Regions from separate parts of the Homo sapiens genome. Here region 2 is linked to region 1. Evidence: read pairs that join two places in POLR2A ChIA-PET (ENCODE). Cell type or tissue: MCF 10A. All regions are shown on one strand. Links, peaks and the distances in the headings refer to the core of each region. The heading gives the core; the rest is flanking DNA.

Region 1 (5,369 bases), core at 191-5,190:
AAATATGTACAGGTTGGCCAGGTGCGGTGGCTCACGCCTGTAATCCCCAGCACTTTGGGAGGCCGAGGCGGGTGGATCTCCTGAGGTCAGTAGTTTGAGACCAGCCTGGCCAACATGGCGAAACCCCATCTTTACTAAAAATACAAAAATTAGCCGGGTGTGGTGGTGGGCGCCTGTAATCCCAGGTACTTGGGACGCTGAGGCAGGAGAATTGCTTGAACTCGGGAAGCAAGGTTGCAGTGAGCCGAGATCACGCCATTGCACTCCAGCCTGGATGACAAGAGCGAAACTCTGTCTCAAAAAAAAAAAAAAAAAAAAAGTACAGGTTGAGTATCCTTTATCTAAAATACTTGGGACCAGAATTGTTTCAAATTTTGATTTTTTTCAGATTTTGGAATATTTGCATTATACCCACCCTAGTTGAGTATCTCAAATCTGAAAATCTGTAATCCAAAGTGCTCCAATGAGCATTTCCTTTGATCATCCTGTCAGCACCCAAAAAGGTTAGGATTTTGGAATATTTTGGATTTCAGATTTTCAGATTTGGGATGGTCGACATGTATTTTATATGAATAGTCCAAACAGCCTTCAAATATTTGGGCTTTTTTATTTTTTCTGGGAAATACTAAGAAATTATAATAAGGGAGGAGACCACCCCTTATATTGTCTTATGCCCAATTTCTACCTCCACAGAAAGAAGAAGTAAAAACTAAAAGGCAGAAATGGAATCCACAGGCAGATAGCCCAGCTCTGCGCCTGCGCCTGGTAGTTAAACATCAGCCCCTGACCTAACTGCTTGTGTTATCTATAGATTTCAGACATTGTATGGAAAAGCATCGTGAAAATCCCTGTCCAGTTCTATTCCGTTCTGATTACCGGTGCATGCAGCCCCCAGTCACGTACCCCCTGCTTTCTCAATCTATCACGACCCTCTCACACGGACCCCCTTAGAGCTGTAAGCCCTTAAAAAGGATAGGAATTGCTCACTTGGGGAGCTCGGTTTTTGGAGACGTGAGTCCACCGATGCTCCCAGCTGAAAAAAGCCCTTTCTACAACTCGGTGTCTGAGGGGTTCTTGTCTGTGGCTTGTCCTGCTACAATCATAGCTATGTTAAGGCTTAGCTGACATACAATAAACTGAACATACTTAAAATGTACAAGTTTTGACACGTGTATACACCTGGGAAATTATCACCGCAATTCGGGTCTGATTTACACGTTAGGCACAGTTCATAGGGCCTACTTTTTTTTTTTTTTTGAGACAGATTCTCTCTGTTGCCCAGTCTGGATCTCCGCTCACTACAACCTTCGCCTCTCAGGCTCAAGCGAGTCTCAAGCCTCAGCCTCCGGAGTAGCTGGGATTACAGGCGCAGGCCACCACGCCCGGGTAATTGTTATAGTTTTAGTAGAGACGGGGTTTCGCCATGTTGGCCAGGCTGGTCTCAAATTCCTGGGCTCAAGCGATCCGCTCACCTCAGCCTCCCAGAGTGCTGGGATTAAAGGCGTGAAACACCGCGCCTGGCCAAAAAATGTTTTATTTTAAATTCAAAATGCTGTAATGGAGGCTGGGTGCAGTGGCTTTTTTTACTCAGCATACTTGAGATTCATGTTGTTGTATATGTGAGCAGTTCCGTCCTTTTTTTGGCTGAGTAACATTCCATTGTATGGATCGGTCTTTCACTTGTTGATTGACATTTGGATAGTCTACAGTTTGGGGCTATTACAAATAGAGCTGCTATGAATGTTTGTGTACAGGCGTTTGTATGGGCATATGCTCTATTTACTCTTGGTAAATACCTAGGAGTGGAATGGCTGAGTCATATTGTAGTAGTTTAACGCTTTTAAAAACCCCCAAACTGTTTTCCAAAGTGAATGTACCATTTTACATTCCCAACAGCAGTGAATGAGTGTTCCGGTTTCTCCACATCCTTGCCAACTTGGTATGGTCAGTCTTTTAAATTTTAGACATTCTGATATGTGTGTAGTGGTATCTCATTGTGTTTTAAATTTGCGTTTCCCTAATGATTAATGACGTTGGACATCTTTCCATGTGATTATTTGCAATCCACATATCTTTTTTTTTTTTTTGAGATGGAGTCTCGCTCTGTAGCCCAGGCTGGAGTGCAGTGGCGCGATCTCAGCTCACTGCAACCTCCGCCTCCCTGGTTCAAGCAATTCTCCTGCCTCAGCCTCCTGAATAGCTGGGATTACAGGCACCCGCCACCACGCCCAGCTAATTTTTATATTTTTAGTGGAGACGGGGTTTCACCATCTTGGTCAGGCTGGTCTGGAACACCCTGACCTCGTGATCCACCCACCTCAGCCTCCCAAAGTGCTGGGATTACAGGCGTGAGCCACCGCGCCCAGCCCCATATATCTTTTTTTTAATCAAGTGTCTGTTCAAATTGTTTGTCCTCCTTTTAGGAGAATTGTGAAAATCTTTTAATTAAAAATGTACATTCTTTCCACCTGATTTAGAACCTAAAAATCTTGAAAGGAAAGAGAAAGAACTAACATTTTCGTGACTGAGAACTGGATGGTGACAAATGAGAAAATAAACACAGTAAAGACAAGTTTGGGGGGGTGACAGAGCAGAGCGAGTTGTGATCCCCGCTCCGTCACCACGTTCGTTTCGTTCCTCTGGACTACTGAGTTAATGATACCGGCAATCAGCGCAAAGCGAGATAATCACCAGCGCACTCTTGGATCTGTATACAGGTTTGTAAACTATGTGGAGGAAACCGACCCATCGCAGTCTCGGCCGAAGAGGCCGGAGCCGGAGCCAGAGCCAGAGCCTGAGCAGGGTCTGAAAAAAGGACCGGCCGTTCAGGACTAGGCCCTGAACTACAACTTGCTCCTCAGGGGTCCGGGTCGGAAGTGACGACTTCATTCACTGAGCAGCCATTTCCGGTTCCCAGTGTGTCCGAAGTTCCTTCTGGGTGTCAGAAAAGACACAAAAACTGACAGGGCGGAACCGCGACACGGTGCCTGATGATATCAAAAGGTCTCACGGCTCCGGAGGGACCCAGTCGCCCACAGCCGCCAGGGGCGCCGCCGGCTCCGAGCCCGTTGTCGAGAGCCGCTCGGCTGCTGGGGTCTGCCCTTCAGTCCTTCCAACTCTCCTCGGACCTAGAGTTCCGGGATCTCACTGCGATCTGGGCGAATTCTTACGTAGAATTCGAAAGGATATGGGGAAGGAAAAAAACAAAAACGGGAACCACTTTGTTTCCGCCCGGTTTCGAACCGGGGACCTTTCGCGTGTGAGGCGAACGTGATAACCACTACACTACGGAAACCAGGCGGTGGCAGGTTTTCCACAAATGACTCTGAAAAGTCAGAGGCTCACCACTGTGTCTCTGACCCACGAGAAAAGTACCCGGGCGGGCCACCCACAGCTTCGGGATCGGGGCGCGCAGGGAAGTAGCCAGCAAAGCAGGTAAGTCCCGGGCTGCTCGCGGCGGGGTCATGACTGAGGGCACAGGGGTGAACTCCATGGTGCTTCCTCAGGAAACTTCCGGCGCAGTCAGGGCTGCAGCCAGAGCCCGGAGATAGTTGGGCAGGGCTCCAGGCGTCCCCGAATGCTCGTCGTGGAGTTTTCCTGATCCTGTCGGGTCCCTAAGGAACGCTTGGCGGGGAGCGTGGACGCCCTGGGGCCAGGCCACCGCGGTCACTGAGAGCCACCCCCCCGGAAACTGGAGAAAAACGGAGTAGAAGAGACCTAGGGGACAGACTTGGCCGGGTCAAGGGAAACCAGCTCATATTTGGAACAAAATACGCCTTATGTTTGCCCAGCACTGAATTTAGAAGCATTTTCACATTCTCGAGTTTAACTAGTTTTGCAACAGTGCCACGAGCAAATTATTAAACGTGTTTTAAAGATGAAGAGACTGAAGCTAGGTAAATTGGACTTGGGTAAGATGGAAGCGCTACTTAACGTTAAGGAGAGTCTGCGACCCTGATGTTCTCAGGCTGTATCTCGCTTAGTGGGACTACACCTTATTATTGTCGGAGGAAACAAATGAAGAGGAAAGAGACCGTGAAGAGTATTCCTGGAGGGACTCAAGATACCGCTGTAGGTAGAACCCCAAGATAGCTGTGTAGAGTGACAGCTGATGTCGAATGACTTCATCTTTTCCACTGCTGCGGGTGAAATTATCTGAGGAGGTAGGAAGAGGAGATGGTTTAGGGATGCCATATGACAAAAGCTTTGGAAAATTAAGAAGAGGCCGGGCGCGGTGGCTCATGCCTGTAATCCCAGCACTTTGGGAGTCCGAGGCGGGCGGATCTCACCTAGGATCAGGAGTTCCAGACCAGCCTGGCTAACATGGTGAAACGCCATTTCTACTAAAAATACAAAAATTATCTGGGCGTGGTGGCGCGCGCCTGTAATCCCAGCTACCCGGGAGGCTGAGGCAGGAGAATAGCTTGAACCCGGGAGGCTCAGGTTGCAGTGAGCCGAGATCGCGCCATTACACTCCAGACTGGATGAAAGAGCAAAACTTCGTCAAAAAAAAAAAAAAAAAAGGAGAAGAAAATTAAGAAGAGAAGGATGAGAGAATTACCAAGGCAGCAGTGAAGACTTACGTGCTGTTGTATGATACAAATGTCCAGGGGCTAGCATGGAACAATGTTGGCTGACTGCGCCAGGAGCTCTAATCTGGCAAGAATCTAGAGGAGAAGGTGGATTGTGGGATGAATAAGCAAAGGAGGAGAGTTAAAGAGTTGGGGGTGGTAGTGAGAGAGCAGAAGAGAAGCACCTGGTTACAGGTTGAGGCTGTGCAGAATGTAGAAAGACATCAGAGATGTTCAATGGTGCTCACTTCGGCAGCACATATGCTAACATTGGAATAATACAGAGAAAATTAACATGGCCCCTGTGCAAGGCTGATGTACAAATTCATGAACTGTTCCTTTTTTTTTTTTTAAAGAAATGTCCAATGGACTGAATGCTAGACAGATAATAGTTTATCAGGTTAAGGAACTTTATCAAAAAATTGGCTTAAATAATAAAGGGAAAATATTGCCTCACAATCCTAGGTAGATCTGGGCTTCAGGTAAGTCTTCACACAAGGCTCAAAGAAGTCTCTGGGCCAGGCGCGGTGGCTCACGCCTGTAATCCCAGCACTTTGGGAGATAGAGGCAGGCAGATCACCTGAGGTCAAAAATCCAAGACCAGCCTGGTATTACTAAAAATACAAAATAATTAGCCGTGCATAGTGGTGCACACCTGTAGTCCCAGCTACGTGGGAGGCTGAGGCATGAGAATTGCTTGAACCCAGGCGGTGGAGGCTGCAGTGAGCCGAGATTGCACCACTGCACTCCAGCCCGGGCAACAGAGTGAGACTCCATCTCAATTAGTAATAATAATAA
Region 2 (5,369 bases), core at 169-5,168, 330 kb after region 1:
GTGATCCCAGCACTTTGGGAGGCCAAGGCGGGCAGATCACCTGAGGTCAGGAGTTCAAGACCAGCCTGGCCAACATGGTGAAACACTCTCTACTAAAAAAAAAAAAAAAAAAAAAAATAGCTGGGCATGATAGCGGGTGCCTGTAGTCCCAGCTACTCAGGAGGCTGAGGCATGAGAATTGTTTGAACCTGGGAGGCGGAAGTTGCAGTGAGCTGAGATCGTGCACTCCTAGCCACAATTTGTATTCAGAATTTAAAGCACATCACTCAATGTTCAGATTAGCACTTACACACACTTCATATTCATACTCTGTGGTTTCTTGTTCGGAAATCATTGGTGATAGCAATAATTATACTGAGTACTATAGGAGTAATTACTGCTTACAGATTGGGAGTGCATGTGGATTGTGGCTATTACTTGCAGGATTCTTTCTCAATGTACAACACCTAAAATGGCATCTGCTCTGTGCTAGGGCTATGTAAGCGTGCTATAATGATCACAGGGTAATTATGAGGTGCTGTAGGAGATACCTAAGGCTCTCCTGGGGTGTCAGGGATGTTTTCTGGAGGAGATAAGGTCTAAGCCTAGACATGCAGGACAAGCAGGTGAACTTAAACAGGTGAAAGAGAGTCTTCTTGGCTGAGGAAATAGCAGGTACAAAAGCCTCGGGCTCAGAGCAGGGCCAGTTCTCTCAACAGTTCAGTATGGCTGGAACTTATCCTGTTAGGAGTGGAAGATGAGGAAAGTAGAGAGGAAATGGGGCAGGAATGAATACTGCCATGGTGAGGGAGAGGTAAGCAGGACCCAGTCAGGAGGACTCTGACACCATCCTAAGGAGGTTATAGTTGATTCTCATGGTCAAAACCCTTTGAGGGTGGAGCCAAGTCTCTGGCATCTTTGCTCCCTGGCTAAGTGAAAGACCAGCCATCCCCCTTCCTTCCCACTCACCTACAAATATATCTTGCACTATGAGGCTGCTGGGTGCCAACCACCAGGGAAGGCCTGTCCGCTCAAGAAAGCAGTGGGAGGCCAGGCCCGGTGGCTCACGCCTGTAATCCCACCACTTTGGGAGGCCGAGGTGGGCGTATCACCTGAGGTCAGGAGTTCAAGACCAGCCTGGCCAAGATGGTGAAACCCTGTCTCTACTAAAAAATGCAAAAATTAGCTGGGTGTGATGGCGCCCACCGGTAATCCCAGCTACTCGGGAGGCTGAGGCAGAAGAATCGCTTGAACCCAAGAGGTGGAGGTTGCAGTGAACCGAGTTTGTGCCACTGCACTGCAGCTTGGGCGACAAGAGCAAGACCATGTCTCAAAAAAAGAAAAAGAACAAGAAAAAAAGAAAGAAAAAGAAAAGAAAAGAAAGCGGTGGGAGATGGCGGGGAAGGGAGGGAGAGGAGTTAAGAGGAGAAAGCTGGAAGGCTGTGAGAGTGGGAGATCTCCAGGGCTGGACTTTCTGTGGAGTCAAGCGTGTCTGTGGTGTCTGTCGCAGATTGGCTGATTCTGCAAGTGCCCTATGCGCCAGTGTTCGAGGGTGAGCCGCTAGTCCTGCGCTGCCGCGGCTGGTACGACAAGGTGGTCTACAAGCTTCACTACTACCACGACGGCCAGGCCGTGCGCTACTTCCACTCCAGCGCCAACTACACTGTGTTACAGGCGCGTGCCAGCGACAGCGGGCGCTACCAGTGCTCGGGCACCATGCGCATCCCGGTGGAGAGCGCGCCCATGTTCTCCGCTAAGGTGGCTGTGACAGTGCAAGGTGGGAGAGACCAGGGGCCCCGGGAGGGAGGCAAATGAGCATTGAGAAATTCTGGGACAGGAGCTCGGCGAGAAAAGAAGGGGCGGAAGTTCAAATAGCTGCCACTTGGAGGGTTTCTCTTAGACTATGGACGCTGTCTCCTCTCCTTTGCCGTGAAGCAGCGCTTGATCCGCCGCCTGCTTGGAGGCTGGTCCCTTTCCCCGACGCACATCCTGGCTTCTCACTCTGGCTGGGGACTCCCACAGAGAGGGCAGCTCTGGCAGGGGCAGGGGCCACTGTGGGACTGGGACGAAGGAGCGACTCCCTAGCGTCCTGCAAGGCAGGCGCAGCGTCTCCTATTCTAGGCTGCAGAACCCGAGCTGAGTGTCAGTCGGGATGTGACATGAAGCGTCTGGCCTGGTCCCTCTTCCTTTCAAGCTTTCCCCGTCCCTCGTGGACTCGGTCCCCCTGCCCCACATTTCAGAAGGCTCCCCTTCCCCCTCCACGTGGACACACGGCCTCCTCCCCTCCCCCCTTGGTCTGTGGGTCTGCAAGGAGCCCTCGCGGGAAGCAGGAAGGAGCGGGGTCGCGGAGCGGTGGACAAGCCGGCGCCGTTGCTCCCCGCCCTCTCCGTAGAGCTGTTCCGGGCGCCGGTGCTGAGGGTGATGGGTCCGCGGGAGGCCCGCGGCGCGGCGCTGGGTGGGGTGGTGCTGCGCTGCGACACGCGCCTGCACCCGCAGAAGCGCGACACGCCGCTGCAGTTCGCGTTTTACAAGTACAGCCGCGCGGTGCGCCGCTTCGACTGGGGCGCCGAGTACACAGTCCCGGAGCCCGAGGTCGAGGAGCTCGAATCGTACTGGTGCGAGGCGGCTACCGCCACCCGCAGTGTCCGGAAACGCAGTCCGTGGCTGCAGCTCCCGGGGCCGGGTGAGTGCCTGCACACCCTCCCGGACGCCGACCCTGGCGGTCAGCCCTGCTTCCGCCTCTCGGCACCCACGAATCACCCCCGCCCCCTGGTTCCCGTCCCGCCCCCCGCCTTTCCCATCTCCCCTTCGCCGCCCTCCTCCTCACCCCTCTTCCGGCCTTCCCCATCCCCGCCCACCGCCCTACGCCCCTCCCCCAGCCCAGCGCCGAGAAGAACCATGCAAGCCGCGCGTGACTGGGCGTAATGCATTCACAGGTTCTCCCCTGGACCCGGCCTCCACCACCGCCCCAGCTCCATGGGCCGCAGCCTTGGCTCCTGGTAATAGGCCGCTTTCCTTCAGAAAGCCCCCGGTGTCCAGATCGGTCCCGTTGGTCACCTCCGTCCGGAACACCACCTCCACCGGGCTGCAGTTCCCGGCGAGCGGCGCCCCGACTGCGGGGCCACCCGCCTGCGCTCCGCCGACGCCCTTGGAACAATCGGCTGGAGCCCTGAAACCCGACGTGGACCTTCTGCTCCGAGAAATGCAGCTGCTCAAAGGCCTTCTGAGCCGGGTGGTCCTGGAATTAAAGGAGCCACAGGCCCTCCGGGAGCTCAGGGGAACGCCCGAGACCCCCACCTCTCACTTTGCTGTGAGCCCGGGAACCCCAGAGACCACTCCTGTGGAGAGCTGAGGGGGCGGCTACCGTCCCCTCTGCAGGCTCATTCCTCCTTGGTCTCCTGCTTCCCCTCACGCGAATTTCTTTCAAAGCCATCTGTTTGCATCCTTGTGTTTTGCTGTGGTTTTTAAAGGAGCGCCCACGAAGTGTAGTGGCTGACGATTTCAACCTCACACAGCAGTTTGTAACCGCAAGCATTCTCTTTGAATTCTCACAGAATTCAGCAAGAAGTAGAAACCTGTTATTTACTACATTGTGATTTAACTTTGGATGTGAATTTAGTCACCCTTAGCCCTTCAGATAAGCCTAGCCAGTACATATTTCAGCACAGGCAGTTTTTTTGGTATTTAAGTACATTGAGGTAACTGAGCACTTGAGAATATTTTAGGGTCAAAGTGTAATTATTCATAATGAATTTACTCTGTTGATATTAAAAAGACGTTCAGTCCTATTACTGATGAGTTTACATCTTCAAATAAATCCTGGGTTCTATTTAGTTTTGGCGAGAGAAAGTTGTTTGTGTGGGCCTCCCATTCCCTGGTTAAAAGGGTCAGAGTCTTTGGGAGGCTGAGGCGGGGGGGGGGGGGGAATCACCTGAGGTCAGGAGTCCGAGACCAGCCTGGCCAACATCGCGAAACCCCGTCTCTACTGAAAATACAAAAATTAGCTGGGCATGGTGGCAGGCGCCTGTAATCCCAGCTACTTGGGAGGCTGAGGCAGGAGAATTGCTTGAACCTGGAAGGCGGAGGTTGCAGTAAGCCGAGATCGTGCCATTGCACTCCAGCCTGGGCAACAAGAGTGAAACTCCATCTCAAAAAAAAAAAAAAAAAAGGGTCAGAGTTCTGTTAGACTTAACCCAGGTGCACCCCCTGCCCCAGTGCAGCTAGACAGACTGATGGGCTGTGGTAGCAGCAGGCAGACTATGCTAACCTTAGCCGTATATTAAATAAGTGTACCATTTGCATTGAGAAATCTTTTTGAAGAAACTTTAAGACAAATCCTCAAAATTGAGTTCTCATTCTTAGCAGCTTTTTTCTTAAGAGCCTTTCCAACATGAATACACCAAGATACACACATGCACAGATCAGTATGCCATCCTGCATGGTGACTTTACTCTCACTTAGTTAAAAGAAGAAAAGTGAGAAGCCATTTCAATTGCAATTTCATGGTTATGTTCCTGGAAAGTCCCATTTTGATGGGTTTTCCCATCTGCCTACTGGAGCCATCAATCCTCTGCAGAGCTAGTGTGATTTGTCCTCAGGAGGCCTCGTTCTCATCAGGTCCATATCCTTCTTCAGTTAAGTTTCACTGTTAAGGCTTAGAGCTGTAACAACTGTACCCTCTCATCCTTTACTTCTGCTTGATAGATGTTGCGTCACAACCCGATTTTCCATTTCTTTCTGAGTGATTAACCAGAATAATATCAACAGCCTTCATCCTATTCTTCTTAATATTGTTCTTCACCATATTATTATTACAAAGCCACTGAAATTATACAGAGAGGCAGGCAGGCAGGCAGGTGCACACATAAATTACACTGCAATGTGATAAGTGCTCTATGAAACATGATAGGAATTCAGAGAAGAAAGTTGAATTTTTAAGGAAGAGCAAGAACTACCACATGGAGATGTGAGAAAGATTGAGGGTATGGCAAGTAGGCTGAGGAAGCAAAGACACAAAGAAATGAAAGACTGTAGCGTGTTTATGGAGCTACAAATAATTGGGAGTGGTTGGAGAATTATGTGTGTTTATGTGTATCTGTGTAGGTGTATTTTAGGGAGGAGGTGACAGAGATGAATATGGGGAAGTAGGAAGGAATCAGAACATGAAAGTCTTGTTAAGAAGTGCTTTAGCCTGTTGGATACTTGGGATGGCTATCTGAAAGCATTCCTGACATGAAGGCATCAATATGTCTAATCTGAGGAAATGCTAACTTAAAATTAGACAAGAAGAATCAAACTTATCTCAGTGGATCTTTGCTTAACTCTGAGAGATATGTCCAGGTGCCTATAATTCAGTTCTGGGGTCTTGGTCTACAAGGGCCTTTGTGGCT

Evidence for each region. ChIA-PET counts read pairs that join two places held together with the same protein. Peaks named below come from ENCODE experiments on the same cell type or tissue, not always from the same donor. Only the 100,000 strongest peaks of a DNase experiment are listed, where the experiment ranks them.
Region 2: POLR2A ChIA-PET joins it to region 1 with 5 read pairs; 5 of 35 experiments call an interaction of 5 or more read pairs at or near these places.

What each region holds. Positions count from the first base shown.
Region 1 is chr1:161,396,478-161,401,846 of GRCh38, forward strand. It overlaps TRV-CAC1-1 (tRNA-Val (anticodon CAC) 1-1), which reads right to left and starts at 3,295; the gene lies at 3,223-3,295. It also overlaps the pseudogene RNU6-481P. RefSeq lists enhancers at 2,709-2,848, 2,856-3,455, 3,456-4,055 and a silencer at 3,189-3,268. In MCF 10A, for the core only: a CTCF peak has its summit at 3,065; DNase peaks (open chromatin) are centred at 2,924 and 3,214.
Region 2 is chr1:161,724,332-161,729,700 of GRCh38, forward strand. FCRLB (Fc receptor like B) reads left to right here. Exons shown (of 8, transcript NM_001002901.4): 6 at 1,490-1,756; 7 at 2,372-2,662; 8 at 2,916-3,812. The coding sequence ends at 3,331. Among named protein-coding and RNA genes, the nearest start is that of FCRLB, 5.5 kb to the left of the region's middle. RefSeq lists enhancers at 1,910-2,049, 3,110-3,159 and silencers at 2,260-2,499, 2,510-2,559, 2,590-2,849. In MCF 10A, for the core only: a CTCF peak has its summit at 1,906; DNase peaks (open chromatin) are centred at 1,840, 2,120 and 2,840.